Linked DNA regions of Homo sapiens: region 1 is linked to region 2. The links are chromatin loops, found by intact Hi-C in ENCODE. Cell type or tissue: CD14-positive monocyte. All regions are shown on one strand. Links, peaks and the distances in the headings refer to the core of each region. The heading gives the core; the rest is flanking DNA. Region 1 overlaps LOC105374928 (a long non-coding RNA gene). Region 2 holds the start of LOC105374928 (a long non-coding RNA gene).

Region 1 (16,397 bases), core at 5,046-13,045, 49 kb after region 2:
CCTTACAGGAGCTCCTGAAGGAAGCACTAAACATGGAAAGGAACAACTGGTACCAGCCACTGCAAAAACATGCCAAATTATAAAGACCATTGATGCTAGGAAGAAACTGCGTCAACTAATGGGCAAAATAAACAGCTAACATCATAATGACAGGATCAAATTCACAAACAATATTAACCTTAAATGTAAATGGGCTACATGCCCCAATTAAAAGACACATACCGTCAAATTGGATAAAGAGTCAAGGCCCATCAGTGTGCTGTATTCAGGAGACCCATCTGACCTGTAGAGACACACACAGTCTCAAAATAAAGGGATGGAGGAAGATCTACCAAGCAAATGGAAAGCAAAAAAAAAAAAAAAAAAAAGCAGGGGTTGTAATCCTAGTCTCTGATAAAACAGACTTTAAACCAACAAAGATCAAAAGAGACAAAGAAGGCCATTACATAATGGTAAAAGGATCAATTCACCAAGAAGAGCTAACTATCCTAAGTGTATATGCACCCAATACAGGAGCACCCAGATTCATAAAACAAGTCCTTAGAGACCTAGAAAGACACTTAGACTCCCACACAATAATAATGGGAGACTTTAACACCCCACTGTCAATATTAGACAGATCAATGAGACAGAAGGTTAACAAGGATATCCAGGTGAACTCAGCTCTGCACCAAGTAGACCTAATAGACATCTACACAACTCTCCACCCCAAATCAACAGAATATACATTCTTCTCAGCACCACATCGCACTTATTCTAAAATTGACCACATAGTTGGAAGTAAAGCACTCCTCAGCAAATGTAAAAGAACAGAAATCACAACAAACTCTCTCTCAGACTACAGTGCAATCAAATTAGAACTCAAGATTAATAAACCCACTCAAAACCACACAACTACATGGAAAGTGAACAACTGCTCCTGAATGACTACTGGGTACATAACGAAATGAAGTCAGACATAAAGATGTTCTTTGAAACTAATGAGAACAAAGACACAACATACCAGAATCTCTGGGACACATTTAGAGCAGTGTGTAGAGGGAAATTTATAGCACTAAATGCCCACAAGAGAAAGCAGGAAAGATCTAAAATTGACACCCTAACATCACAATTAAAGGAACTAGAGAAGCAAGAGCAAACACATTCAAAAGCTAGCAGAAGGCAAGAAATAACTAAGATCAGAGCAGAACTGAAGGAGATAGAGACACAAAAAATCCTTCAAAAAAATCAATGAATCCAGGAGCTGGTTTTTTGAAAAGATTAACAAAATAGATAGACCGCTAGCAAGATGAATAAAGAAGAAAAGAGAGAAGAATCAAATAGATGCAATAAAAAATGATAAAGGGGATATCACCACCAATCCCACAGAAATACAAACTACCATCAGAGAATACTATAAACACCTCTCTGCAAATAAACTAGAAAATCTAGAAGAAATGGATAAATTCCTCGACACATACACCCTCCCAAGACTAAACCAGGAAGAAGTTGAATCTCTGAATAGACCAATAACAGGCTCTGAAATTGAGGCAATAATTAATAGCCTACCACCAAAAAAAGTCCAGGACCAGATGGATTCACAGCCAAATTCTACCAGAGGTAGAAAGAGGAGCTGGTACCATTCCTTCTGAAACTAATCCAGTCAATAGAAAAAGAGGGAATCCTACCTAACTCATTTTATGAGGCCAGCGTCATCCTGATACCAAAGCCTGGCAGAGACACAACAAAAAAAGAGAATTTTAGACTACTATCCCTGATGAATATAGATGTGAAAATCCTCAAAAAAATACTGGCAAACTGAATCCAGCAGCACATCAAAAAGCTTATCCAACAAAATCAAGTTGGATTCATCCCTGGGATGCAAGGCTGGTTCAACATATGCAAATCAGTAAACATAATCCATCACATAAACAGAACCAAGACAAAAACTACATGACTATCTCAATAGATGCCGAAAAGGCTTTTGGCAAAATTTAACAGCACTTCAGCTAAAAACTCTCAATAAACTAGGTATTGATGGAACATATCTCAAAACAATAGGAGCTATTTATGACAAACCCACAGCCAATATCATACTGAATGGACAAAAACTGGAAGCATTCCCTTTGAAAACTGGCACAAGACAAGGATGCCTTCTCTCACCACTCCTACATAGTGTTGGAAGTTCTGGCCAGGGCAATCAGGCAAGAGAAAGAAATAAAGGGTACTTCTTTAGGAAAAGAGGAAGTCAAATTGTCCCTGTTTGCAGATGACATGATTGTATATATAGAAAACCCCATCATCTCAGCCCAAAATCTCCTTAAGCTGATAAGCAACTTCAGCAAAGTCTCAGGTACAAAATCAATGTGCAAAAATCACAAGCATTCCTATACACCAATAACAGAGAGTCAAATCACTAGTGAACTCCCATTCACAATTGTTACAAAGAGAATAAAATACCATGGAATCCAACTTGCAAGGGATGTGAAGGACCTCTTCAAGGAGAACTACAAACCACTGCTCAACAAAATAAAGGAGGACGCAATCAAATGAAAGAACATTCTATGCTCATGGATAGGAAGAATCAATATCATGAAAATGGCCATACTGCCCAAGGTAATTTATAGATTCAATGCCATCCCCATCAAGCTACCAATGACTTACTTTCTTCACAGAATTGGAAACAACGACTTTAAAGTTCATATGAAACCAAAAAGGAGCCCACATTGCCAAGACAATCCTAAGCAAAAAGGACAAAGCTGGAGGCATCACACTACCTGACTTCAAACTATACTACAAGGCTACAGTAACCAAAACAGCATGGTACTGGTACCAAAACAGATGTATAGACCAATGGAACAGAACAGAGACCTCAGAAATAACACCACACATCTACAACCATCTGATCTTTGACAAACCTGACAAAAACAAGCAATGGGGAAAGGATTGCCTATTTAATAAATGGTGCTGGGAAAACTGGTTAGCCATATGTAGAAAGCTGAAACTGGATCCCTTCTTTACACCTTATACAAAAATTAATTCAAGATGGATTAAAGACTTAAATGTTAGACCTAAAACCATAAAAACCCTAGAAGAAAACCTAGGCAATACCATTCAGGACATAGGCATGGGCAAAGACTTCATGACTGAAACACCAAAAGCAATGGCAACAAAAGCCAAAATAGACAAATGGGATCTAATTAAACTAAGGAGCTTCTGCGCGGCAAAAGAAATTACCATCAGAGTGAACAGGCAACCTACAGAATGTGAGAAAATTTTTGCAATCTACCCATCTGACAAAGGGCTGATATCCAGAATCAACAGACTTAAACAAATTTACAAGAAATAAACGACCCCATCAAAAAGTGGGCAAAGGATATGAACAGACACTTCTCAAAAGAAGACATTTATGCAGCCAACAGACACATAAAAAATGCTCAAAATCACTGGTCATCAGAGAAATGCAAATCAAAACCACACTGAGATACCATCTCACACCAGTTAGAATGACAATCATTAAAAAGTCAGGAAACAACAGATGCTGGAGAGGATGTAGAGAAATAGGAAAGGTTTTACACTGTTGGTGGGAGTGTAAACTAATTCAACCATTGTGGAAGACTGTGGCAATTCCTCAAGGATCTAAAACTAGAAATATCATTTGACCCAGCAATCCCATTACTGGGTATATGCCCAAAGGATTATAAATCATGCTACTATAAAGACATATGCACACGTATGTCTATTGCGGCACTATTCACAATAGCAAAAACTTGGAACCAACCCAAATGTCCATCAATGATAGACTAGATTAAGAAAATGTGGCACATATACACCATGGAATACTATGCAGCCATAAAAAAGCATGAGTTCATGTCCTTTGCAAGGACATGGATGCAGCTGGAAACCATCATTCTGAGCAAACTGTCACAAGAACAGAAAACTAAACACCGCATGTTCTCACTCATAGGTGGGAATTGAACAATGAGCACACTTGGACACAGGGTGGGGAACATCACACCCGGGGGGCCTGTCGTGGGGTCGGGGGGAAGGGGAGGGATAGCATTAGGAAAAATACCTAACGTAAATGACGGGTTACTGGGTGCAGCAAACCAACATGGCACATGTATACCTACGTAACAAACCTGCACGTTGTGCACATGTACCCTAAAACTTAAAGTATATATATAAAAAATACTATTCAGTAGGATTTTATTAATTCTGTATGTTAAGAATATGCTGTATGCATTAACTTTTCATTTACTGAGCAAAAGTTTTTTGATTTTGGTATTTGGTTAATAAATGAACAATAATTTTATTCTATAATGTTCAGAATATTTTAGAATTCATTTGGTGTTGTCGAGCAAAAAATTTATGAAAGGATATAGCTCATTTATTTTTCTTTTCAATTATATTTCATGAAGTTCAAGTGTGAAGGTATAGTTTGTGCTCATCAATTAATATATCCTGTCATGCCTAAAAATGTTGGATTTATACTTTTCTATAGTCCTAATATTTAACTTGAAAATCTTCTTGGGGACTTCTTTTAAGTTCAGTGTTTCTAAGAAGTTCTTAGTTTGTTAATTTTTTTCCAAGCTGATTTAGAAACTTTTTGAATGCATCTTAAAATTTTTTGAAGAAATACATTTTTTCTTTGTGTGCTATAAAGTACTCCAGTACTCCTTTAGAATACGTGTATGAGGTAACAGAACTAACATCTTTGTGGAAACTGCTTTTCTTGTGTAGTTACCTTATTGCGCCTATTGTGTCTGGGAGAAGTCACTGATTTTTCTGGATATTCTCCAAATGTCTTTACCAGTGTTTAGCATTATAATAGGAGTCAAGTCTTTTTTTTTTCCACTATAATTTCAGATCGTGAATGTACTCCAGAATAAATATAGTACATAGTTTGTCTTTGCAATGCAAAACCTCAGTCATGTGCCTCCCCACCCCTCCTGGGGGTTAATATTAGGAATTAGAATAAGTCAATGAAATATGGGAACATATTTCATGATCTCACTCATGGCCTGCTTGAGAGGGCCTGAAATAACTACTGAGTAAAAAATAATATTAATCTTAATTGAATTTTCCTAAAGTTAATTGTGATAATGGTTATTTTTCTACTAGGTAAATCAACTGCTTTTTTGAGAATAAATGCCTAAATGAAATCCTGCTTATTTCAATCTATTTAATGCATCTTTAACCTTGAATCAGCATTAGAGTTGTGGCTGTTTTTATTATTATAATTTAACCTCAGTTTTAATATCATATTTAGATTAACTATTTAACAGCTGAACTTGTAATAGCTGTGCATGTTGAGGGCCGCTTCCTGCTAATACCTTTGATTTTCTGTCTGGGGACTTCCTTTTTGACCACTGGGGCATGAATGCCCTGCTCATACAAAGGCTAAGCCAGGAGTGCAGGGGAATTAACTTCAGAAACAGCTCACAAGCAGTGTTAAGGGGGAAGCTAGTAATGACTATCACAGTTTTCTCACCCCTTCATCTGATTAACTTTGAGGCATATTCTACCTCAGTACTTTACAAACTTTATCATTTGGGGATCCTGTTAAAAATTCACATCCTGATTCAGTGGATTTGTGGTAGAGCTTCAGATGATGATGATGATGATGATGATGATGATGATGATGATGATGATGGTCCGCTTTGAGTAGCAGGCTCTACACTGTCTCTCAGAATTCCCCAGTGGAATTCAGCTTCATTTGCCCTCAGTGGTAACTTTCTTGATTATTCTCCTTTGGTTGGTTTTCTTCTCTTGCCTGTTTCTCACTTCTCTATTCCCCTACTAGTGTTTCCTACTTGCATGTGAATTCTTATTTCAGGTTGCTTCTGGGGTAACCCAAGCCAAGAATATGCATCTATCTATTTATCTATCTGCTCACCTATCCATCCATCTATTCATCTACATCTATCCATCCATCCATCCATCCATCCATCCATCCATCCATCCATCCATCCATCCATTTACCTATCTATCTAGCTATGTAATGCATTCATCTATCTTCTATTTATCTATTTATGTAATCTATTTATCTATCTTATCTATCATGTGTCTAATATATTCATTTATCCACCTATCTATTCATCTACCTAATCTATTCATCTATGTATCTACTATTTATCTAATCTATTCATCTATCCATCTATCTAATCTGTCTACCTACTTACCTACCTATCTGGAACATAGCAACAGAGCACAGCCTCTTAAAAAATCCAGTAAATTGAAGAGCTGAAAGAGAAAGAATGAAGACATACTGGAGGGGGTGGAAAGGAAAAGTTGATGACTACCACCTAAAGGGACTTTTTCTTCCTCCTTGTGTCATTTTCAACAGGATGTGGTATCATGGAGCTCTGGTGAAAGAAGAGACTAGGCAGTTAGCTATGGCTACATAAATGGGACAGCTCCAGAAGTCCATGGAGGGATCCCCTTTCTACTAGGAAAGATGGGCAAGGACTTTATGCCTGATTCTATTATTCAGGGCACATTGCTGACAGGGTTGGCCAGTGAGGCCATAGAGAGAAGGCAGGCCAAATGCTAATCTTGGAAAGGACGGAAATCAGCATAAGCAGAGAGACACAGGGTGAAGTGGTAGCGGAGAGCGGATGCCACAGTGTGTGGGCTTGTGGGTCAGCCCTATTAAAGGGAGGAAATCAGTAAATGGGCTTGCAGATGGTTACCCAAGATTTCTTCATGACTTTGTGCAGCCTGTACAATGTATGCTCCTTATCTTGTGGGAGTGTAATTGAGAGCCCTGGACTTCCTCAGCTCAGATCCCAACTCTGCCACCTCCTGGTTATGCTACCTTAGCATGTGTATTCAACCTCTTTAAGCATCGGTCTTCCCATCTATGTAGTGGGGACAGTAATTCCTATTTCATGGGATTGTCATAAAAATTAAATGAGATATTTTGTACAAAGTGCTGCCTTTATTACAGCTGGAGGATAAGAGAGCAGCCCTGATACTGTAAATATTCCCAAGAATGATGAGGAAATGACGGTGGACCTTTTACTTGATTCCAGCGTTATGAACACACACACACATACACACACAGATATAAGCACACATATGTTTAATAGCATATAGGTAGAAAGCCACAGGAGCGGTAATACCCTGATTATGTAAATCAACCCCAGCTCTAACAGCTAAAAAACCCTACTGCTGCTCTTAGCTATGCATGAAATCACCCCCATGAAACTTCTTTGAATAAAGCAAACATCTGTTCTTGGTGGAATGCAAAAGAGAAACTTTATTTGAAGTTCCTGCTTCCCCTTCTCATTAAAAGTATTTCGAGCACTATTAAAATAGTTTCTGCCAAGAGCACTTTTTGTGCTCTTCAGTTTCTTAGGTTCACTGGCCTGAGAACCAGCATTCAGCATTCTTAGTCCCACCATAGCTGGGAGTCTGGGGTCTGGGAAAGGGATAGAGTCAGTTTGTTTTTGCCATCAAGACCCTCTGATCGCCTCAGATGGTCTCACCTGCTATTGCTTCTTTCCCGTCCTGACAGGTTGATATTCTGGAAGCAAGATCTTGGAAGGCCAAGGACAGGTCATTTCTTAGGACTGTGCAAAAGAGAATCAGTCTTTACAGTAAGCTATTTGATTCTAGTAGTTCTTTCATCTCAGTCTTTTGAAAGCAACTTCCCCTCTTTAACCAACACCTGCCATGGCCTCTTCATGAGCCGAAGAAGGTGAGTGCTGATGGAAATCCCAGATGTGGCCAAAACTCCCCAGCAGCAGACAGGTCAAAGGTCTTTTGTACCCTTTCCCGTAACGGGTGGCACTTGATCTTCAGAGTGGCTTACACTGTTCAAGAGGGTTTGAATCATAAGACATTTGGGGTTAAAAAAAAAAACCTGTCATTTTGCATTTTGATTTTTGTAGAGCCAACTACAACGTATTTGAAAATTGTGTTCTTGAAATAAGCCTGTAATAGTAGGTGTCAAAAGTATCAGAGATAAAATGTCTACTCTTTTAGTGGCGTAAGTTGTCGTTGTTTCAAATTACATTTCCTTGTACTATATGATGGATGTACTATGCACACACACTTTATCACACACGTGTGTGTGTGGGAGTGGAAATGTGTAGGTAGTCAGAGAGGGAAGAATAAAGAATTCATGCTAATGTCTAAATAAATGAATTAATTAGTGAAATAAATAGATTCCTGTTTACACTATACTACAATTTTTAAGGATAACCAGTTGTTAATTAATACACTGGACTTGAAGGAGACTCATTTGTGTTGAAACATGAAATGTTTGTCCTCTCTCCTTCTCCCTCCCACCTGGAAAACATGAAAGATCTGCAACTCACACATACTAGTGTAATTTAAACACACTTTGAAAGAATTGATAGGCTGGGCGTTGTGGCTCACGCCTGTAATCCCAGCACTTTGGGAGGCTGAGGCAGGCGGATCACGAGGTCAGGAGATCCAGACCATCCTGGCTAACACAGTGAAACCCCGTCTCTACTAAAAATACAAAAGAATTAGCCAGGCGTGGTGGCAGGCACCTGTAGTCCCAGCTACTCGGGAGGCTGAGGCAGGAGAATGGTGTGAACCCGGGAGGCAGAGCTTGCAGTGAGCCGAGATTGCGCCACTGCACTTCAGCCTGGGAGACAGCGAGACTCGGTCTCAAAAAAAAAAAAAAAGAATTGATAGGCAGCAATTCTAACCTAAAGGGTTCATATTGAAACCACTGATCATAGATATCTGAATAGGTCCTAATTAATGAGAGAGTGCAACCATTTTCTGCTTGAGGGAATTGCCCATGTTCCAGACTGCAGACTTGACATTCACATGCCATGAGAAAACATGGATTCAAATACAGAGACCCTAGGCTATTTCCTGGAGCTCCAACGATGTCATCAGAAACAAAAATGTTCCATTTGACAACCATGAGATTTGACACTATTGACCTACATGGAAGTTTTTAACACTGCCACTCATTCTGCCATGTGTAAAGGGGTTCAGCAGGGTGACCTCAGGGATGCATACATGCATTTTCTCCACACGTCCTCCTTAATTCAAGGATCATATCTGTGGCTCCCCTAGCAAAGAATCAAAGGCCAAAGGTGGGTGGCCCAGACTCTTTCTCGTACTGGGGAACACAGGCAACAGCTGCGGCATATCACTGAGCTTGGCTGCTGACAGGGAAAAGCATTGATAATTTCATCAGATCTCACAGATCAGAAACAACAGAATACCCTCCCGCTAATTGGTGGCCACCGTGACCGCTATAGTTGGTTTGATTGAAATCAGTATTTAAATGATATTTTTAAATTGTGGTGAAATACACGTAACATAAAATTTACCATCTTAACCATTTTTTTAGTGTATAGTTCAGTCGTGTTAAGTATGTTTACAGTGTTGTGCAACCAATTCCAGAACTGTTTCATCTTGCAGAACTGAAACTCAATGCCCATTAAGCAATTCCCATTTCCCACTCTCCACAGCCCCTGGCAACTGCAATTCAACTTTCTCTCTCTACAAATTTGGCTACTTTAGGTACCTCACGTAAGCGGAATCATACAGTGTTTGTTCTTTTGTGACTGACTTATTTCACTAAGCATTTTGCTCTCAAGGTGCATCCATGTTGTAGCGTGTGTCAGAATTTCCATTCTTTTTAAGGCAGAATAATATTCCATTGTATAAATATACCACACGTTTATCCATTTACTTGTCAATGGATACTTGGGTTTCTTCCACCTTTTGGCGATTGTGAATGATGCTGCTATGAGTGGGGGCGTAGAATCAGTGTATTTAATTCTAACACTAAAAGGCTCATATTCCGTTGCATGACTAACCCACTCTATGATCCTCAGGAAGTCATGTGTTTTGTAGAGAGCATACAGTTGTTCTAATTCAGGGATCCCTTTGGATCCATGATACTCATTAATATAGCTGAGTGGAGTTAGAGAATCTGTAGGCATGGAGCAGAAAGAAAGCTTAGCCAGTCTAAAAGTTGATGTAAATTTAAATCTTGGACTCCTTAGCACTAAATTTTCATTGCCCAGACTGTTCCAGCCAAGATTCACTGAGTGGATATTACCCAAAAGTTCCACCCTTATTGATAAAACAGTCATGGCTAACACTTGCATAGTGTTTAAAATGTTCTAGACCCCATTTTTAAGCTACGTACACTATCATCATCATAACTGTTTTACAGATGGGAAAATGAGTCTGGGTAGTTAAGTCCCTTGCCTAGTGTATGCAGTTAGTCGGGGCTGGTGTTTGAATGCAGGTAGTTTCACTCCAAAGTTCACGCACTTCACCATGATACTGTGGACATACATGGATAGATGTATATGGGAAAGTATATGATTGGGTGTTTTGGCAATCAGCAATAAGAGGAGACACATTAGAACTCCAAATCAATATTGTTAAAGAATGGTGCAACACACGTATGTTTATTGCGGCACTATTCACAATAGCAAAGACTTGGAACCAACCCAAATGTCCAACAATGATAGACTGGATTAAGAAAATGTGGCACATATACACCATGGAATATTATGCAGCCATAAAAAATGAGTTCAGGTCCTTTGTAGGGACATGGATGAAACTGGAAATCATCATTCTCAGTAAACTATCGCAAGGACAAAAAACCAAGCACTGCATGTTCTCACTCATAGGTGGGAATTGAACAATGAGAACACATGGACGCAGGAAGGGGAACATCACACTCTGGGGACTGTTGTGGGGTGGGGGGAGGGGGGAGGGATAGCATTAGGAGATATACCTAATGCTAAATGACGAGTTAATGGGTGCAACACACCAGCATGGCACATGTATACATATGTAACTAACCTGCACATTGTGCACATGTACCCTAAAACTTAAAGTATAATAATAATAAAATTTAAAAAAAAATGGTGCAACAGCATAAAATAGAAAGTCCTCTGGTTTTCAAGTTGCACACAACTAATTGGAATCCCAGCTCGGCCAGCAGCTATTTGATAACACTGACCAAGTTTTTATCCTCTTGGCTTCAGTTTCCTTATGTGAAAATGAGAATAATAACATCCACTTAACTCAGTTGTGGAAAATTAAGAAAATAATGTTGTCAAGTGCTTAGCTTATAGTAGGTACTCAATAAATGTTAGTTCTCTTCACTCTTTTGGGGCAAGAGAAGAATGTGATCTCAAAAAACAGAAATATGTTGGCTGGGTGTGGTGGCTCATGCTTGTAATCCCAGCACTTTGGGAGGCCAAGGCAGGCAGATCACGAGGTCAGGAGATGACACCATCCTGGCCAACATGGTGAAACTCTGTCTCTACTAAAAATACAAAAATTAGCTGTGCATGGTGGCTCGTGCCTATAATCCCAGCTACTCGGGAGGCTGAGGCAGGAGGATCACCTGAACCAGGGAATAGGAAGTTGCAGTGAGCTGAGATCGCGCCATTGCACTCCAGCCTGGTGACAGAGCGAGATTCCGCCTCAAAAAAACAAAAACAAAAAAACAAAACAGAAATATGTTTTCATAAAGGCATATGTTGCATAAACACTTTTTTAAATGATTGCCATTAAATATGAACACTTATACCACTTTATTTTTCTTGTGTACACGGAACTTAACATTTTAATTGCCTCCTCTCTTGTGTTCTGCCAGAATCTGTTCACAAATGCAAGAGACACGTGATGTTGGAAACCTAACAACAGGTCCTAGTAAAATCAACCTTGTATTTTCTTCAAGTGGAGAAAGAGCTTTAAATGACAAGATAGGGACTTTGTTAATGGGCTAAATCTACGTTGTCTTTTCCTTGCCCTAGAATTCCATGCCTTTGAATATTTGTCATAAGTCAGCAAGGGAAGTGCTGTCTCTCAGGCTTCACCCAAGGTCATTGTTATGTTTTAGCAGCCACATAATCAAAGTCTTGCCTTTTCTTTTTATTTTTAAAAAATAGTGTAACAATCTAATCAATAGAAAATGCTATAAGTACATTTTTTTGATAAAATAATACTCACATGGAAGCTTAGATATTATTTGTCCAGTTAGATAAGTTGATTCAATAATAACCACACTTGTTAGGATAGTGTTGCACAAGGAAAAATGTCTTCCCATTGCCCCAGTACTCTTTGCTTTGAAGATATACACAGTAAGCCACCAAAGGGCCAATGTGAGATGCACAGAAATTCAGATCTGCCACTTTTTTTTTTTGAGACGGGTTCTGGCTCTGTTCCCCCAGGCTGGAGTGCAGTGGCACAATCTCAGCTCACTGCAACCTCCACCTCCCGGGTTCAAGCAATTCTTCTGCCTCAGCCTCCTGAGTAGCTGGGATTACAGGCACGCACCACCATGCCCAGCTAATTTTTATATTTTTGGTAGAGACGGGGTTTCACCGTGTTAGCCAGGATGGTCTCTATCTCCTGAACTCGTGATCTGCCCGCCTCGGCCTCCCAAAGTGCTGGGATTACAGGCGTGAGCCACTGCGCCCAGCCCAGATCTGCCACTCTTAAAAGGAAGGTAGAGAAGAAGTTTCTTCATAGAGATTGAAGGATAGCATATATCTTTATGTGGAGACTTACATCTCCATACATGTATAGACAACAAATATTTCCATGTTGTTTCTCACTATTACCCCTCTTTTCTTTGTAATGTTTTTCTTTGAGCAAAAAGTTTAACTCTTTAATTTGTTTCCTCTGTATGATGTTTAGGGATTGATTTCCATTAAATATCAAAAGAATGGCAAGTTCAAACAAGCTTAAGAAGCTATGGAACTGTCTGTAAGATGGATTCTATTTTCCATTTGTGCACGAAATACCTTGTTATCCACATTATTTGAAGTTCTAGCCTACAGAGAGATAAGGACATTTGATTGAGTGTGAAAGGTAGGAATGGAAGTGTGGGTTGTTTAACCTTATTGGACTCTGTTGTTGATTTCCAGATGGCAAAATGCATGTCCAGCCTCCAGTGACGCTGCATGGAGGGTTGGTGCTTTACTGAATGAAAGTGTTAACTGGAAAAACTTCCCTTACCTGGAAACAGATGAAGTCCTATAACTTTTAAGACCTGGCTCTTTTTGCGTATTATGGTAGTTTGTGCTTTCTGATATCTTTTCTTTCTTTCTTTCTCTTTCTTCCTTTCTTTCTTTTTTTGAGACGGAGTCTTGCTCTGTTGCCAGGCTGGAGTGCAGTGGCATGATCTCGGCTCACTGCAACCTCTGCCTCCCAGGTTCAAGTGATTCTTCTGCCTCAGCCTCCCAAGTAGCTGGGACTACAAGAGTGTGCCACCATGCCTAGCTAATTTTTTTTGTATTTTTGGTAGACACGGGGTTTTACCATGTTGGCCAGGAGGGTGTTGATCTCTTGACCCAGTGATCCGCCGGCCTCGGCCTCCCAAAAGTGCTGGGATTACAGGCATGAGCCACCACGCCCGGCCCTGATTATCTTTTCTTGAACAATCATATCCCTTCTTTGGAGTGACTGGATGTCTGCTGTCAACATTTACATCAAATCATATTTTTCCCTTAGGCCAACCCTGCCCACAATCACTCTTGAACTATTAGGTTACTGCTATAAAACACTATTCACAAATTTTAAAAGGTAATTACTGTTTGCATCTTTAAGTTCTCAGGAACAATTTTGTTGGTTATTCTGCACCTTATAATATTAGTCTATTCCCATTTTAGAGACAAAACTAAGCATGAGATAGGATAGTGACTGGTTGAGAAGTTAGCAGTGAATTGTGGTTCAAGGTGAGAATTCACAGACTTTGGTCCACTGAGCCATGTTTCCCATGCTTACATGTCTGTGAAACAGCTGCAGCTGAAACTCTGAGAAATATTCTCTGCAAAGTGGAATATTTTAAAAGAACCAAGATCTCCTTCCCCTCTTCTCTTCATACAAGAATCTGCCCCATTTCTCATAGCTATTCACCCTCCTTGGTTTGAGCACCCTGGGACAGCAACTCATTGTAGATCCAGTATCTCCATTTGACAAAAGGTGCTTCTCCCAGTAGGGAAAGCCCCTAAAAATCTACTTCTTGGGCTTTGACATTGGCCAGTATTTTGGGACAAGGGTTTTCAGAAATAATTTTTCAAAGGGGAAATGTTGCATTCCTTAGCTAGATTATTGAACTGGAAGTTCGTGAGCCTTGTCCCTATAATTTATAAATCGGTTTAGTCCTTTGCATCTCAAGGTGTCATCTCTTTGCTTTTAACCTCTGTCATTTTTTCCTTTCTTTTCCCCTTGTTGTCTTCTTTCTCTCTGTATATGTTTCTATCATTTTTTTTCTTTATCTCATGTTTATATTTCTCTCTGGGCTGTTTTTCTATGTTTTGTCTTTGTACTTCTTTCCTTGCTCTTATTTACCTTTTGCCATAATTTCAGTGAATGTTTATTGGACACCTATTTCAAACTAAGGAGTGGGCTGAATACTAAAGAGATAGAATGAAAGTCTTTGCCCTTCAAGAAAATCAGCACTCTTGTAAAACCTGTTGCCTCTCTTAATTAACCATGATAGAAAACTGAGTTATCTTTCCTGGCTTTGTCTTATGTTTCTCACAGTTAACTGAAAAAGAGAAAGAAAATTAAATATGTTATATTTCCTATTGCAAAGAAAAAAAAGATCATCTAAGTGGGTTTGTTTTTTTACCTTTTTTTGACACCCAGTTGATTTTATATATTTTACACCAATGGGCCTTGGCTGAAAACAACATAATGAAACAGTGTATTCATCTCCACCTGATTCTTTTTCCTCTGGCATGAAAACAAAAATGTTAGGCCAGCGCGGTGTCTCATGCTTGTAATCCCAGCACTTTGGGAGGCCAAGATGGGTGGATCACATGAGGTCAGGAGTTCGAGACCAGCCTGACCAACATGATGAAACCCTGTCTCTACTGAAAATACAAAATTAGTTGCGCATGCTGGCACATGCCTGTGATCCCAGCTACCTGGGAGGCTGAAGCAGGAGAATTGCTTGAACCTGGGAGACGGAGGTTGCAGTGAGCCAAGATCGCGCCATTGCACTCCAGCCTGGGCAACAAGAGCGAGACTCTGTCTCAATTAAACAAAAACAACAAACAAACAAAATGCTAATAATATGGGTCAGGTTCTCTGAGATCCTATTGGTTCATCTCTCATCAGTAAGCAATGAAGCAGTGCCTTATGGTTGGCTTACATGCAGACACTTCCAGTCTTTCACGTAGTGAATTGCGTGAGACTAACAGTGCTCAGCCTCGGGCTTGCCTCAGAGCCACCTGGAGGGCTTGTTAAAGCACCTGTTTCTGGGCCCCACCCCTAGAGTTTCTGATTCAGCAAGTCCAGGCAGGGGCCTGAGAATCTGCATTTCTTACAACTTCCTGAGTGATGCTGATGTTGCTGCTTCTGGGACTAAATAGTTCAGAGACAATTTTGCGGGTAGGGTTTTGGTGGCAGATCTATTCACTTATCCTCATTTTTTTTTTTTGTTCAGAATAGTGAATCTTTGATGTAGCTTGAATGTTTGTCCCCTCCAAGTCTCATGTTGACATGTGATCCCCAGTGTTGCAGGTGGGGCCTGGTGGGAGGTGTTTGGGTCATGAGGTGGATTCCTCGGGACAGTTTGATGCCATTCTGACAAGATGGAGTGAGTTCTTACTCTTGGCTCCTGCAAGATCTGGTTGTTAAGTCTGCTGCCTCCTTCCCCTCTCTTTGGCCTCCTCCTCTCTTGTCCTGTGACTTATTTTCTCCCCCTTCACCTTCCACCATGAGTAGAAACTTCATGAGGACTTCACCAGAAGCTGAGCAGATGCTGGTACCGTGCTTCCTGTATAACCTGCAGAACCATGAGCCAAATAAATCTCTTTTCTTTATGAATTACCCAGCCCCAGGCATTCCATTATAGCAATGCAAATGGACTAAGACAACCTTTAAAAAAACTAATAAATAAAAATATCATTTAATACACTATTCTTTATTTTCCTATGAGTGAAGAGCATAAACATTATTCTCAAGAGTCTCAGAACTTCCAGCCTTGGCCAAGATACAAAGGGCAGGGGACCCTTCTTTAGATGCTACTTGGTGTTTGCACACCTCTCTCAGCTGTGTCAGACATTGCTAAGGAGCTTTGTAGTCAACTCTGGCAATATTGTTTTTTTAAGCCAAGGAGCAAAAACATGAGCATGGCTCAATATTAAATGTTGACTTTAAAGTCCTCCTGCTCTTACTGTTTTTGTAATTTAAAGAAATCTAATCCCTTCATATGGCCCTGCTGTGCCTCTCCCTGGCATCATATTTGTTTGGGCTTTGGAGTCAACATTAATACAATGATTTAAAGGAAAAAGAAAACAGCAACCTTAAAAGCCGGGGTTTCTTTTAGACCCAGGCCATGGACAGGCCAACCGTATGGGTGTGGATGTAGGACATCTGCATGTTTCTGCGAAGAGCACATGTGTGAGGGAGAAATGGGGAGCACTGGGGCCACC
Region 2 (16,397 bases), core at 4,350-12,349:
TAAAATTACTGACCCCTAGAGATACTGAGTGTCTTGTCCAGAATCAACAGTGCCATGATTTGATCCTAAGCCACTGGGTTCTAGAGATCATCGGTTTAGCTCTTACGTGATAGTGCTTTGACTTGTCAGGAAAGGCACAAAATTATACTTGCTCTGGTAAAATTCCCCGCTAATTTTATGTTTGAGGTCTTCAGGCTTCTTATTTTTTTTTTTTTTTTGCTCCCTTTTCTCCCTAAAAGCATCTCCTCTTCAACTTAGGTACCCAAAGCCTTGTCATATTATATATGTCATATTACATATCCCACTACCACCACCACCTCTTTTCTTAAAAGATTTACCCAATAAGATTTACTCATTCATGCTGCTATGCCTTCTAGGCACAAATGCATTTTTGGACTTTTCATCTCTATGAAACATTTTTTTCTTCTGAGAATTTTCAGCTATCCAGTAGCAGATCCATTTGCCTCTTGACCATGGTTTTGAGATGTCTTGGAATACCTGGGTGTGGAAACCTTCTCTCTAGGGTTTCCTGCTTACCTGCAGAGGGTGAGCCTCAGAACCAGACACTGGATGTATGTTCTCTGGGAGATGTTGAGCATTCATTCATTTATTCATTCATTCATCAAGTATGTATGATTGCTCCGACTGGCACTGGAGACTCTGGAAATCAAAACAAACATTGCTCCTTCTACCACAAAGCTCACAATGCACAGTCAATGACAGACATTAAGTAAGAAACTTCGATGAAAAATATATAGTTCTCAAACTACCTATTGGGTACAATATTTGGGTGATGGGTACACTAGAAGCCCAGATTTCACCACTATACAATTCATCCATGTAAGCAAAAACAACTTGTACTTTTAAAGCTATTTAAATTTTTAAAAAGGGGATTGTAACAACCTTCTTGATAAAAAAAAAAAAAAAGAAAGAACACTCCTCACCTCCATTTGTCGTTTCTTTTTTTGTTGAGACAGAGTCTTGCTCTTTCGCCCAGGCTGAAGTGCAGTGGCGCGATCTCGGCTCACTGCAAGCTCTGCCTCCCGGGTTCACACCATTCTCCTGCCTCAGCCTCCTGAATAGCTGGGACTACAGGTGCCCGCCACCACACCCGGCTAATTGTTTGTATTTTAAGTAGAGACGGGGTTTCACTGTGTTAGTCAGGATGGTCTCGATCTCCTGACCTTGTGATCCGCCTGCCTCAGCCTCTCAACCATTTGTCTTTTCTTTCCTCTTCCTTTCTCCCACCATTGGCATACCTTTGCCCCAAGGCTCCCAAATGCTGTGTGTGTTTACCCTTCTTTCCTCCCTGGTGCCAGTATCCTGGCTTGGACCTATCTCACTTCTGCCTAAGGGATGATCATCATGTTTGAACCAGCTCATTGTCAGCCAGGAAACCCATGGTTTAGTGGCCATTTTTCTCTGCTATGAAACTTCTGGTCATTTGAAACATGCAGGACAGGGTACAGCAAAAAGAACAGAGAGTAGTTGGTGGTCAAGTTCACAATGCCCATTAATTCATTCATGTATTCATTCAGCAAACATTCATTAAACAGTATCTGCCAGGAATTGAGACATAGAAAAAACACATAATTGTTGCATAGTAGAAAGGCTATAAATGTCTAAAGGTAAGAATCCCCTGTATCATCTTCATGCCTCTGTCCCTGATATTTAACTCTCTCCTTAAATATCACAAGGTGGGCACTCAATAAATATTTGTAAAATAAAAGAATGAACTCATATCTTGGCAGAAAATACAGGTATGTAAAGGACTGTAATAAAGTGGGATGACCATTCATTCAACAAATATTGATTGAACGTCTACTAAGTGCTAAGTACTACGTCAAGCCAGACAGATGCAGTCCTTGGTCTTAAGAAGTTCACAGTTAAACATTTGCATTGTAAGTATTAAAGCTGTGATGAGTGATGTGAAAAAGGCCAAGGCCTAGAGAGCATGTAACAAGATGTTTGCCTGGCACATGTGAAAGCCCAGTACCCCCCAAAAATGTCAGATTACATTTCAAAAATGGAAAGATTGATAGAGTTGAAACATTTTAAATGAGGGAAAAGAAAGAGTAGGAAAAGATGAGGTTAGAAAGAAAGCAAAGATTGGATTCCCAGGGTAAATGAGGAATGCAGGGCTTATCTCAAGAACAATGAGAAGCTTTTCTAAGGTTTTAAGCAGAAGCAAGGTATGGTAAGTTTTAAATTTCATAAAGTCACTCTGCCTTGAGGACAAAGAATGTCAGGAGATCAAGAGTGTATGCTGGGTTCGGTGGCTCACGCCTGTAATCCCAGCATTTTGGGAGGCCGAGGTGGGCGGGTCACCTGAGGTCAGGAGTTCGAGACCAGCCTGGCCAACATGGTGAAACCCCTCCTCTACTAAAAATACAAAAAATTAGCCTGGTGTGGTGGTGGGCACCTGTAATCCCAGCTACTCGGGAGGCTGAGGCAGGAGAATCACTTGAACCCAGAAGGCAGAGGTTGCAGTGAGCCCAGATTGCGCCATTGCACTCCAGCTTGGGCAACAAAAGCAAAACTCCATCTCAAAAACAAAAAAAAGAGTGGACAGTTGGAGACCAGTTAGGATGCTACTGCAGTAATCTAGGTGTGGAGTGACGTTGTTTTGAACTACAAGGGCAATATTGCAGACAGAAAGAAGTGGACTGATCCTAAATATATCTTGGATGTAGAATTGATAGACCTTGATAATTGGATGGTGGGTGGGCTAGGCAATAACAGCAGGGAGAGGGACTGTCAAGCATAACTCTTAAGTATCTTGGCTTGAGAAATTTCATGAATGTTTATGTCATTTTTTGGCATTTAAAATACTGGGGAACAATCGTGTTTTTGGATAAACATTATTGATTAAGTTGTGGATACTGTCAACTTAAGATACCTGTGAAAGACCTAGATGGAAATGTTGAATAGTTTAAATGATATTAATTAGGTGACTGCCTGACCCAATATTATTCCTCTAGTAATTATGGGTGTTCATATGGCCCAATTCAAATCAATCAGAATATCATCATGCCCAGAACACAATGACTGATTCCTAGAAAAGCCATATGAGCCTCACTGGACCAATCTAATTACTTCTCTTAATCTGAATGGGGAGAACAGATTTTTATACTCCGGTTGCAGAGCTGTGACCCTGTAAGTTCAGAGCTGTTGATGAACATGTCACCTCTGTGGGGATGATGTTGGATTGAAAAAATGAGGGTACCATACAGAGAAAGAAGAGGCAGAAGAAAAGACTACTGAGAATATAGGCATTCCCTTGTTTCTGTCCCTGGCTTGGTTACATGAGCTGAGTTGGTATTTGTCTATTAATACATTTCTTTCTCTGTCTCTGTCTCTCTTTCTCTTTCTCTCTCTGTGTCTCTGACTCTGCTTTATTTTAGCTAGTTCTCAGTGGTATTTTATCATTTATAATCATTCATGATGATGCTAGCAATTTAAGTATGCAGTTGGATTTGCAATTTCTCTTACTCAGAAAGAGATTAACTGTAGACATGTTGTTGAAAGTTGTAGATATTGATTTAGAATTTGAAGCCAGGGAGTGAATTAGATCACCAAGAAAGAAAGAGGAGAACTGAGGTATAAACTCTAAGAATTCTAACACTAAAGTTTCAGGAGAGGTGGATGAATTCTCAAGGAAATTGGAAGAAATGCCTCAAGTCATTGGAGGAAAACCAATAGATTGTGGTGTGTAAGAAGCCAAGGGTGTTTTAAAGATGTGGTGGTCAACTGTATAGAATCTTCAAGACAGGGAAAAAGTGCAGTAAGAACTGGCAATCAGCCATTGGATTGGGTAGTGCAGAAGTCATTGCTGCATTTTCCAAGAATAATTTCAGCAGAGTGGAGGGGTCAGAAGCCAGTTGGAGTGAATTGAAAAGGAAATGGAAGTGGGAAAGTAAAGCCTGAATATGGAAACAATTCTTTTAAGGATTTTAGCTGTGAAGGGGAGACTATGGAAAGGATGGCAACTGGAGAGGGAGCTCCAGAAAGGATATTGTTTACTTTTTTTTTCTTTTGGATGAGAGGGACTAAAACCAAATTATATTTAAAGATCTATTAGATCTTTAAATCTAATAGAGGGACTAAAACCAAATTATATTTGGTTTAAATCTTTAAATCTAATAGATGGACTAAAACCCAATTATATTTAAAGATCTATTAGATCTTTAAATCTAACAGAGGGACTAAAAACCAAATTATATTTAAAGATCTATTAGAACACACAGGAAGGAGCAGCTAACTCTGCCTAGGTGAGTAGAGAAAGATTTCCTCAAGGAAGCTGGGTCTTAAATGGCAAGTAAAGCTGGCAAGTAAACATTTCCTCAAGGAAGCTGGGTCTTAAACGGCAAGTAAAAATGGCAAGGAAGCTGGGTCTTAAATGGCAAGTAAAAACTTTCAATAAAAGAAGGCATTGGCCGGGTGCAGCGGCTCACGTCTGTAATCCCAGCACTTTGGGAGGCCGATGCAGGTGGATCACCTGAGGTCAGGAGTTTGAGACCAGCCTGGCCAACACGGTGAAACCCTGTCTCTACTAAAAATACAAAAATTAGCCAGGTGTTATGGTGGACGCCTGTAATCCCAGATACTCAAGAGGCTGAGGCAGGACAATCGCTTGAACCAGGAAGGTGGAGGTTACAATGAGCCGAGATTGCACCACTGTACTACAGCCTGGACAACAGAGCAAGACTCCATCTAAAAAAAAAAAAAAAAAAAAGGCGTTGCATAGAAAAGGAAGATTGTATGCAAAGACACAGTGGTGTGTTTGGGGGATGTTCAATAGGTCAGGGCATGAAAAACTTTAGCTCTGGACCTTGTTAGGGAGAAAGAAAAATGCCACAAGGCTTTTTGTACCTTTTATCTTTGTTCTTAACTTCATCTTTAAAATAATTAGATCAGGCCTGATTATGTTTAAGGTCTACTCCACTATTAAAATCCATAGTGACTGTTTCGTTAGATTGATAATACTCCCAGAAATGAATAATCCACTGCAGATGTTTCCTGAAATTATGCTCTATAATGTGTGGTGAGAGGCTCCTAGGAAGTTGGAGGCTCAGCCTAAAGTGGCCCACTTAGAAAAAAAAATTGTGAAGCATATTTGAAGTTTATTGTGTTTTATCTTAAAAGATCATGTACATCCTATTTCTGAATAGATCTGGCAGGATTTTCTTAATAAAGTGTTTTATTATTATTCACTGATGTCCCGGGAAGATAGGCCAGCCTCAGCCTTTAGATTTAATTATTTCCTGGTAGCTACTTACATAAACTCTGAGTAACAATGAAAGTCCATGCCTGGAACCTATTTTCTACTCTGAGTCTTCTCACTTGCCCACTCACTGCCAGCTTCACAGAGGCACAGTCTGAGCACCAGCTCTCTGCAGAAGTGAAATACAGTGGAACGTGGGGATGAGAAGAGGAGAGCAGCAAGAGTAGTTTCACTGGGTTAACTGATCTGTATCAACGTCCTGGGCTGGAGAGAATCAAGTAATGGCATGATGAGCCTTAGCATCTTAGCTGCTCACATATCACATTATTCACATCCACTTGGCTATATGAATTTTCTTTATAAAATAATATGAGAGGCCAGGCATGGTGGCTCATGCCAGTAATCCTAGCACTTTGTGAGGCCAAGGCGGGCAGATTGCCTGAGCTCAGGAGTTCGAGACCAGCCTGGGCAACGTGGTGAAACCCTGTCTCTACTAAAATACAAAAAAAATTAGCCGGGCATGGTGGTGGGCACCTGTAGTCCCAGCTACTCGGGAGGCTGAGGCAAGACAATTGCTTGAAACTGGGAGGTGGAAGTTGCAGTGAGCCGAGATTGAGCCACTGCACTTCAGCCTGGGCAACAGAGCAAGACTCTGGTCTCCAAAAAAAAAAGAATATGAGATATAAAATCCACATCATATTGCCTGAAAGAAAATCGCAACACACATTAATTAGATTCTTGGCAAAAGACTGAAAAAAATGTCCCAGAACTGTTGAAGCAAGTTATTTTTAGACAACTTTACTCTAAAATATGTTGGTTCCTCTGAATGAGTTCACAGCGTATACTGCATACCCCTTTGGTCTGATCCTCTTGAACAAAAACACCTCCATTTTTCCTTTTTATTACATAATAAAATAAAATGAGCAGTCTCCCAGCGCCATCCCAGAAGTACTCCTCCACTGAATGCTCTTTTTTTGTTGGCTTCTATCTACACATTTGCCTTCCTGTGAACCCTTTGCCCTACTTTTGTAACCTAAAGACATTAATAGAAACTTAAGTTCTTTCCACCATTCATTTTGTTTTTTGGTTGTCCCCATTTTTAACTCATGAGGTCACTCTGTGTTTCATCAGATTTCCTACACTGCAGCCTTCTGCTATTTTTCTACTAGAACAGCCGAGGACTAACACTTTATATGGCATTGCAAGGGAAGAAGGATTAAGCCATTGGTAGTTGCAGAGATCTGACTTGGTGATAAGAGATCTGCCAGTGATTAGAGACCCCACCTAGTTGGTCTTAAAATGGAATTAGTCCAGATGGTGCCAATGGGAATTAAGGGACTGCATGGTCCCAGAGCAAACACAATACCTGTCTTTTGGATGCTCTTAATCTCAGGGGCAAAGGAGGGAAATGGGGCTTTCAGAGGCTGAGCCACACATTCCCCCGTGATTATAGTGGTAAATACTTGTGATTTAAAGTGACTGTTTATCAGATACTAGAAATGTCTTTTAAATCCTTAAAGGAGTATAAAGGTCTGTTTGAGAGTCACGTGTTATGGAAATTAACAGGAGTTTTAAAGTCATTTATACATATTTCTGAGACTGCATCTACAAAGGTTTTCAATAATCTTCATTAAATATATATCTTTGGGACGAAACACAAGATTCATCTAGAAAACATGACTTGCGGATAAATATGTTTTCTTTGTGTACCTTTTTTGCTTACAGAACCTCTTCTATGTATAGCTGGACAAATTTCAGGCGCTATATGCAAATAGGCATACCAAGAGTGCTTACTTCTTTGTTTCCAGTTTCCTAGAATTTGGCATCAGAGTTAAAGTAGATTCTTGGTAAATGTACTGTTTTTAGGTACTAGGAAAATCAGAGGCTGTCTGTACTCACAAGGTTTTTCCCCTTAAATTTGTCCTTATCAACTTGTCTGATGACAGGAGGGGCATGGTGGCTCATGCCTGTAATCCCAGCATTTTGGGAGGCTGAAAAGGGAGGATTACTTGAGTCCAGGAGTTTGAGAACAGCCTGGGCATCATAGCAAGACTCTATTCTACCAAAAAATAATTTTTAAAAATTGTCTGATAACAGATCAATGTCCAGTCTTCAGCTTTAAGCTCAAATCTTTGGTGAAATGCACATAATCTGACTGAAATATTTTTTTGTATTGTTATTCATTATACTTTAATGTAAATGAACATTCTCAGAGACTTTGACAAGGAGTGGAGAGGAAAGCTCAGGGGACTGAGTTGCTGTGGGTGATAATGAGGAAAGCATCTCTGAGAGTGAAAATGAATACATCCTGACAGCTTAGTTCAACAGTTATTCATGGGGTGGCCTTGCTCTCGTTCATGAAACTAGTGCATTTCCTTCAAAGGGGAGGAGCTTCCAAACTTTAACATGCTATGTGTGCAAATAGGAATGGAATATATAGTGTCATGGAATCTAAGTCCAGCTGCCATTTTTGGAGGCTCCCTCTTGTGGGCATGCACCCATCTATGTCAATGTGGGCAAATCAAACTTGCCGCCATTAAGAAGTCTTAGACGCGTGCATATAATGCACGTTCTTCATGGTCAACTTTCTTACTGCTGGATGACAGAATTGACTTTTGAGGCTGAATGATGCCAAAATTTCTTGTCACATTACAGAGTTTGCATGTAGTTTTCCTTTCTTTCGATATCTTTGGTTTTGGTGTCAGGTAATACTGGTCTTATAGAAGAAAGCCTCTCATCTTTTATTTTTTGGAAAAGTTTACGAAGGGTTGGCATTCTTCTTTAAATGTTTGGTAGAATTCACCAGTGAAGCCACTTGCACCTGGGCTTTTCATTGTGAAAAGTTTTTGTTGTTGTTGTTAATTTTTATTACTATATGTGTAAGGAAAAAGAAAGATTAGTGGTTGCCTAGTGACCTCTAGGTAGTGACTAATTGCCTAGTGATTTCTAGGAGAAGCTCAGGGTTTCTTTTTGGGGTGATGAACATATTCTATAATTAGATTGTGGTAAGGTTGTGTAATTATGTGAATATACTAAAAATCACTGAATTGTTCACTTTAAATGAGCGAACTAGTATGTGAATTATATTTTTGTGAAGTCATTTAAAAAACAGGTATTGATTCTTTTCATCCTCTCTACTGCTTCTCTTGTTTCTATATTATTAATTTCTGCTTTCTTAAAACTTCTTTAGATTGCTCTTTCTTAAACTTAATTATATTTACTTTATTAATTAATTTAATTAAAATTACATGTTTACCTTTAAGAAGCACTTACAGCTAACATTTTTATAGGTAGTACTTTTATTCTGTTGTAAATATTTTTTAATTCTGTCATAAATGTCTATGTCCCTAAAATCATAGGCTTAAAATACGTAGGTATTTGAATATTTTGCAACATTTACTGTGATTTCCCTTTTTGTCCTCATGAGTTACCTAAGAAGACATGTCAAAAGTTTTCCAGATATGTTTGTGTTTCCTATCTCTTAGTGAATTTCAATTTTTGTTACCATGTGTACTTATCTTTACTCTTACTAATGCATTATGTCTGAAATTCTATTTTGTCTAATACTGATATTGTTACACAAAATTTCTTTGCTTATGTTAAAATAAAAACTTTAGACTAATTAAATTTGGCAGACTTTATTTGAGCAAAGAAAGATTCATGAATCAGGAAGCATTCAAGCCAGAAGGGGTTCAGAGAGCTCTGCCTAGCAATGCAAGCAGCAAGCTTTTACAGGCTGAACACAGAAGCAAAGTAGAGAAATCACCTGATTGGTTACAGGTAAACTTCAACTTTATTTGAACCTGGTGTGATGTGGCACTTTCCTGTTTGGGCATGGCATAATGAGTTGGCTGCCTGTGATTGGCTGAAACTCAGCTATTTGTTGAACTCCTAAATTAAGTTTCAGTTTGTTTACGCACTAAGTTAGGTTGCAGTTTGTTATGTAGGAATTCAAAGAATCAACACAGCCTCAGGCTAATGGCCTTCTACTTATTTAACAATTATTAATTGCAAGTTTTCACTTTTCCCATTACTTTCAATCTTTCTGTCTGATTGTGCTGGAGATTTTTAGTGTTTCTTATAGACATCAACTAGCTAGCTTACAAAGCTCTATCTGTTAGTTTCTGTCATTTATCAGATGCATTTAATTCATTTTCACTGTCATAATCACTGATATATTTGCATTTATTTCTACTACCCTATTTTCCTTTTACTATCCATTTTTATTGGATTTAAAAAATGTATTTCCATGCCTTCTTTTGGATAAAGCTGTTTTTTAATAATATCCTTCATGAATATTACCCCCCACTGTTGGCTTGGAAGCATTTCTATCATTTTAAGGTATTTCAATTACCATCTCTAATCTTCAACTATAATATTTTTCCTAACATCTAAATTTATTGAGAAAATTCCTGAATGTTACAAAACCCCTGGGTATATTTAACTACCTATTAAATAACTACCTCCTAGAGATTTTAAAGATTTCCCAAAATTGCTAAACTAGCTTTTAAAATTGTCAACATTAAATTAATAAACCGACAATTTGTTAATATTGTGTTTACCACTCTTTCTTGTATCCTATGTGCCTTCCCTCTGGGTCGACTTTTCTTTTTGCTTAAATATATCCTTTAATATTTGTGCTCATGAGCATCAATTAATGGTAAACTCTCTAGGCTCTTTAAGAGTCTAAAGGTCTAAAGTTGCCTTTGTCTTTTTTTTTTTTTTTTTTTTTTGAGATGGAGTCTCACTCTGTTGCCCAGGCTGGAGTGCACTGCTGTGGTCTCGGTTCACTGCAACCTCTGCCTCCCAAGTTCAAGCGATGCTCCTGCCTCAGCCTCCTGCGTAGATGGGACTACAGGCACGTGCCACCACCCCCAGCTCATTTTTTGTATTTTTAGTAGACACAGGTTTCCTCCGTATTAGCCAGTACGGTCTCAATCTCCCAACCTTATGATCCACCCCACCTCAGCATCCCAAACTGATGGGATTACAGGTGTGAGCCACCCCACCTGGCCTATTTCTTCTCATTTTTTAAATCATAGTTGGGGAATAAAACTTTAGTCTGAGTTAATTTTACTGAACATTTTGAGCATGATTCTTTCCTGAAATCCTCTGGTGACTGAAATCAGTGGGTTCTTGGTCTCCCTAACTTAAAGGGTAAAGCCGCAAACCCTTGCAGTGAGTGTTACAGTTCTTAAAGGTTGTGGGTCTGGAGTTTGTTCCTTCAGCTGTTCAGACAGGTTCAGGGTTTTTTCCTTCTGGTGGGTTCGTGGTCTTGCTGGCTTCAAGAGTTAAACTGCATACCTTCCTGATGAGTGTTATAGCTCTTAAGGTGATGTGTCTGGAGTTGTTCATTACCCTTTCACGGTCTTGCTGGCTTCAAGAGTGAAACTACAGACCTTTGCAGTGACTGTTACAGCTCACAAGAGCAGTGCAATGCTGACCCAAAGAATCAACAACATCAAGATTTATTTTAAAGAACCAAAAAACAAAGCTTACACAGAGTACAAGCACACCCAACCAAATTGCCACTGCCGGGCTGGAGCAGCCTGCTTTTATTCCCTTCTTTGGCCCCACCCACATCCTGCTGATTGGCCCATTTTACAGAGAGCTGATTGGTCTGTTTTGACAGGGTGCTGATTGGTGCATTTACAATCCCTGAGCTAGACACAGAGTGCTGATTGGTGCGTTTACAATCCTTTAGCTAAACACAAAAGTTCTCCAAGTCCCTACTAGATTAGCTAGACACAGAGCATTGATTGGTGCATTTACGAACATTGAGCTAGACACAGAGTGCTGATTGGTGCATTTACAATCCGTTAGGTAGACACAAAAGTTCTCCAAGTCTCCACCAGATTAGCTAGACACAGAGTGCTGATTGGTGCATATACAATCCTCCAGCTAGACATGAAAGTTTTTCAAGTCAGGACTTGACTCAAGAGCCCAACTGGCTTTGCCTAGGCTCCACCTAGTGGATCCCTTGGCCGGGTCACGGGCGCAGCTGCCTACCACTGCCGCACCGCACCTGCGCTTCTCAGCCCTTGGGCGGTCAGTGGGACCCGGCGCCACGGAGCAGGGGGCGGTGCCCGTTGCGGAGGCTCGGGCCGCGCGGGAGCCCACCATGGGGGGGGCTCGGGAATGGCGGGCTGCAGGCCCCGAGCCCTGCCCCTCTGGGAGGCGGCTGAAACCCGGTGAGAATTCGAGCGTGGCGCGGGTGGGCCAGCAGTGTTTGGGGACCCGGAGCACTCTCCACAGCTGCTGGTCCAGGTGCTAAGTCCCTCACTGCCCAGCACCTGCAGCGCCGACCGGCCGCTCTTGAGTGCGGGGCCTGCAGAGCCCACGCCCACCCGGAACTCGCGCTGGCCCGTGAGCGCCGTGCCGCAGCCCCGGTTCCCGCCCGCGCCTCTCCCTCCACACTTCGCCGCAAGCAGAGGGAGCCGGCTCCGGCCTCAGCTGGCCCAGAGAGGGGCTCCCTCAGTGCAGTGGCGAGCTGAAGGGCTCCTCAAGGGCGGCTGGAGTGGACGCTGAGGCCGAGGAGACGCCAAGAGCAAACGAGGGCTGCTAGTACATTGTCACCTCTCACTGGTAACTACAGTTGCTGTCAGTTTAACTGTAAGTCCTTTGTAAGTAACCTGTCTTTTTATGTCTAGTAGCTTTGAAGGGTTTCCCTCTCTATTTGTTTTCAATGATTTCTAGTTTCACTACATATATTATCTTGTACAATTACCATCTATACCTCTGGGTGCTTGGACTTTGCTCTGAAGACTCGTCTTCACCTCTGGAAAAGCATCAGCAAATACCTCTTCAAATATTGCCTTTCTACCTTTTTGGAAATTCTGTTAGCCGTGTGTAAGTCAGATCTTTCGTTTATCCTCCAAGTCCTTTATTTTGTTATTTTTTTCTCTTTGTCTCTGTGATGCGTTCCAGTGAAATCCTCAGTAGTATCTTGTAGTGCCCTTGTACTTTCTATACAATCTCTCTACCAAGATTTTTTCCAATAAATTTGTTTTTTTGTGTTTAAATTTTTTACATTTTTTAGATCTACCTGTTTTGCTTAATTTATTCTTATTTTTGTTTGCCAATTTTATATCTTATTTTCAGTGGATATTATTTAACTTCTCTTTTATTACCTTAAATGTGCCTATTTAAAAGCCTTTGTCAGACTATTCTTGTACTTTAGTCAAAGGCGGCTTCTTCTTGGTGATTTATATTGGCTTTGCATAGCATTTCTTTATCTTGGTACTATGGTTTCTAGGCTCATTTTAAGAAACAGTTAAGCCTTTTTGGTTTTTGTTTTTCTTCTCTCCTACTCTTTCCTCTCTAGTTTTGTGATAGCCTCCACCTAGCTTCCTGGGGCTCCTTAACCAAAACATGTCTTATGTTGCAGATTTGAACTTCATATAATTTAAGGATTATGACCTCAAAGATTATGATATCAAAGACTAAGGCTTATGGCCAATTTGGTCATAGAACCAGCAGTCAGTTTCAGATCCTGGAAATGAGGCTGTTTTATTTCCTACCAAGGAGGCAATATTCCCAGGAAACAATTAGCAGAAACTTCCCAAGACTTTTCTGTTTCCTTGTTTAAATTAGGGGGATTTCTATCCCAATCTCTGGCTTGATTCCTGTTGCCATTTTATGTAGAGTAATTTTAATTACCATTACTTCAGATGAGCCAAATTCCCAGATGTCTTTGCTTGCTTCCTGCCCCAGAAGTAGGCCCAGAGATTTGTGTATACACTACTGACTGCCTTGTTTTCCGGTCCAGGTGCCTGGTGTGGTTCATAGAAATTTTTGTCTTGCTTTAAACCTGCTTATATCATTTTACTTATTCGTATTTTCCTGTCATTGTTCTTGTTTGAAGCAGAGTTGGGTATATAAGGCATGTACTTACTAATATAATCTTGATGCCTCCTTAGATGAGTCTTCTGTAAATATAACATACAAATTCCTTTAAAATTCCTTGGGGCCAACTGAATTAAACACTTTCTTTGTTGAGATGTTAGCAAGATGGTGGAATAAGACTTTGCAATACTTGTCCCCAAATAGAAACTTCAATCTGAATAACTATCCACGCACAAAAATACCTTCACAAAAGCTAAGAAAACCAGGTGACAGATAACAGCACCTATTCTGTGTGTAGCACAGAAATAAGAAAAGACTCGTTGAAGAGAGTAGGAAGGACAGTTTTACATTACCTGCATCATCCATCCCCCAACACCAGGCAACACAGCATAGAGAGAAATACCCTCTGCTTGAAGAAAGGAGAGGGGAGTGAGCACTGGACTTTGTCTTGAACCCCAACACCAGGCCTACACCAGTAAAACCCAGTACTGGGCAGGTCCGACAGCCCCAGACTTTAAGCTGGTACCTGAGGATGGAGTCTCCATTCCTGCCTCAATACCAGCAAGATCCTGCAGCCTCAAGCTCCAGGCTGTTCGGTGAACTTGATCCTTGGCCCTGCTCTACCACCAGGCTTACTCTAACAGTCGCAGGCTCTAGATTGGTCCCAGTGTCAGTGGCCCCAGTGGCCCCAAGGTTTGGGTCTGCCCCAGAGCCAGGCCAGCCCTCATAGACTGAGTCTCCAGGCCTTCCCTAGAACCAGGACTCGCCAGTCCCATAGTCCCAGGTTTCAGGCCCACTCAACACCAGGCCAGCTTGAGGTTCCAGGTTAGCTCAGAGCCACGTTGGTCCACACAGCTCCAGGCTTCAAGCCCACCTCAACACCAGATTGACACGTCTGGCCCCAAGTGCCAGGCCAGCACCCATGGACACAGGTTCCAGGCTTGCCCAGTGTCAGGCTGGTCTCTGAAACTCCACCCTCTAGGCTGGCCTATGCAGCTCCATACTCCATCAGACACAGGGTCCAGACTCATTCAGTAAACCTCAGTGCTGGCTGGTTCCCACAACCTCAGACTCCAGACCAGATCCTGTGGCTCCAGGCACAGGCCAATAACTGCAATTCCAGGCTCTATACCTGCCCCAGCACATGGCCAGCCAGCTCCAGGCTCCAAGCTGGTCCCCTGGGTCTGCTCCAGCAAACCCAGGTTCCAGGATACACTACAGATCCAGGCTCCAAAACAGCTCCCATAGGCCCAGGATCCAGGTTTGTTCACATGGACTGAGGCTCCAGTCTTGCCCCAGCACTAGGCCAGACCCTGTGGACTCAGGTTCTAGTGGTCTCAGGCACCAGGCTCATCCCAGCACTTGGATGGCCCCTCCATACTCAGGCTCAAGGTCTACCCCAGTGCCAGGTCAGCCACAGGGGACCCAGGCTTCAAGTCAGGACCCCACAGATACAGGCTGCAGGCCCACCCTTGCAGATCCAGGCTACAAGTACATCCTCTCAGACTCAGTCAACAGGTATATTACATTGGCTACAGGCTCCAGACCTAACCTGGACCCAGGCATTAGGCCCACCTACCTGCTGATCCAGGTACCAGGCCAGCTTGCCCAAGGATTCCAAAAGCAAGCCTACCTGTGGACCATGACAGATGGCATTCCTAGAATCTCTGAGGGGACTGACTGGTGAAGGGATTTCCCAGACAAAGCCAGTCTGCAAAGAATAAGTAGGAGATAACCTACTTCTCCAAATGCACAGACACCAATGTACAACCACAAGGATCAAAAACAATCAGGGAAATGTCACCACCTAAAGAACTAAGTAAAGCACCAGTAACCAACCTTAAAGAAATGGAGATGTATGAAATGGGTGACAAAGAATTCCAAATAATGGTCTTAAGGAAGTTTAACAGACTTCAAGAAAACAGAACAAAAATCAGGAGAACAATAAATGACCAACATAAGAGATTAAAATCATTTAAAAAATATCAAACATAGATTCTTTAGTTGAAAAAAGAATGAAATTAAAAATGCAAAAAAAAAAGTCAACAGCAGAATTGATCAAGCAGAAGAAAGACTCAGAATTGATCAAGCAAAATCAAAGACAGATTACTTTAAAATACACAGAGGATAAAATGCAATGAAAAGGAATGAAGAAAGCTTATGAGATTTTTGGGACAGCATCAAAAGAGCAAATATTTAAGTTTTAGGAGTTCAAGAAGGAGAAAAGACAAAGGGGTAGAAAGTTTATTTAAAGCAAAGTTTATAGCAGAAAACTTTCCAAACCTGGAGAAAAAGGTAAATATCCAAGTATGGGAAGGTCAAAAGTTCTCTAATTCAATTCTACCTAAACAAGACTACAGCAAAACATAATAAAATTGTCAAAAATCAAAGACAGGATCCTGAAAGCAGCAAGAGAAAAAAAAAAAATCACATAGGGCATTTCAGTAAGGCTAGCAGCAAATTTCTTACTAGAAATCTTATAGGTCAGAAGAGGGTGGCATAATATATTCCAAGTGCTGAAGGAAAAAAAAAGCTGCCAATCAAGAATACTGTACCCTGCACAGCTAGCCTTCAGAAATGACAGAGATATAAAAACTTTCCCAGACAAACAAAAACTGAGGGAGTTTGTCACCACAAGAACTATCTTATAAGAAACGCTAAAAGGAGCTCTTCAAACTGAAAGAAAAGAACACTAGTGACAGAAAAACATTTTAATGTATAAAAGTCACTGGTAAAAAAAATACAGTAAAATTCAGAATACTCTAATACTGTAGTGCTGGTATGTAAATCACATATCTTTTGTATGAAGTTAAAAGACAAAACTATTAAAAATAATGGTTACAATAATTTAAGTAATATGCAATATAAAAAGACGTAAATTGTCACATCAAAAACATTAAATGGAGAAGGGTGGAGCAAAAGTGTGGTGCTATTGTTTGAAATCAAAATGAAGTTGTTATCAGCTTAAAATAGCCTATTAAAACTAAAAGATGTTATATGTGAGCCTCATGGTGACCACAAAGCAAAAACCTATAGTAGATACACAAAAGATAAAATGTAAGAAATCAAAAATACTACTAGAGAAAAATAATCTAATCACAAAGGAAGACAGCAAGACAGGAAGAAAAGAACAAAAGATTATTACATTAACAACCAGAAATAATCGACAAAATGACAGTAGTAAGTCCTTGCCTATCAGTAATTATCTTGAATGTAAATGGATTAAATTCTCCTATCAAATGATAGGAGAGTGGTTAATGGGCAAAGAAATAAGACTGAATTGTATGCTGCCTACAATAAACTAACTTGACCTTTAAGGACAGACATA

Evidence for each region. Hi-C counts contacts between places; a loop is a spot of excess contacts. Peaks named below come from ENCODE experiments on the same cell type or tissue, not always from the same donor. Only the 100,000 strongest peaks of a DNase experiment are listed, where the experiment ranks them.
Region 1: it touches region 2 in a loop (2.9-fold over the local background); 5 of 110 quality-filtered maps call a loop at or near these places.

Annotation. Positions count from the first base shown.
Region 1 is chr6:11,453,784-11,470,180 of GRCh38, forward strand. The region is part of intron 1 of LOC105374928 (a long non-coding RNA gene); the gene reads left to right. Among named protein-coding and RNA genes, the nearest start is that of TMEM170B, 76 kb to the right of the region's middle. RefSeq lists an enhancer at 6,439-6,628. In CD14-positive monocyte, for the core only: no CTCF peak of the experiment used is centred there; DNase peaks (open chromatin) are centred at 6,308, 6,728, 9,398, 9,818 and 1 weaker place; H3K4me3 peaks cover 3,424 bases; H3K27ac peaks cover 4,380 bases.
Region 2 is chr6:11,405,744-11,422,140 of GRCh38, forward strand. LOC105374928 (a long non-coding RNA gene) reads left to right here and starts at 11,620. Exons shown (of 5, transcript NR_187824.1): 1 at 11,620-11,836. It overlaps LOC105374929 (a long non-coding RNA gene), which reads left to right and starts at 11,876. Exons shown (of 3, transcript XR_926485.3): 1 at 11,876-12,073. In CD14-positive monocyte, for the core only: CTCF peaks have their summits at 7,820 and 11,331; DNase peaks (open chromatin) are centred at 8,178, 8,638 and 8,958; H3K27ac peaks cover 1,710 bases.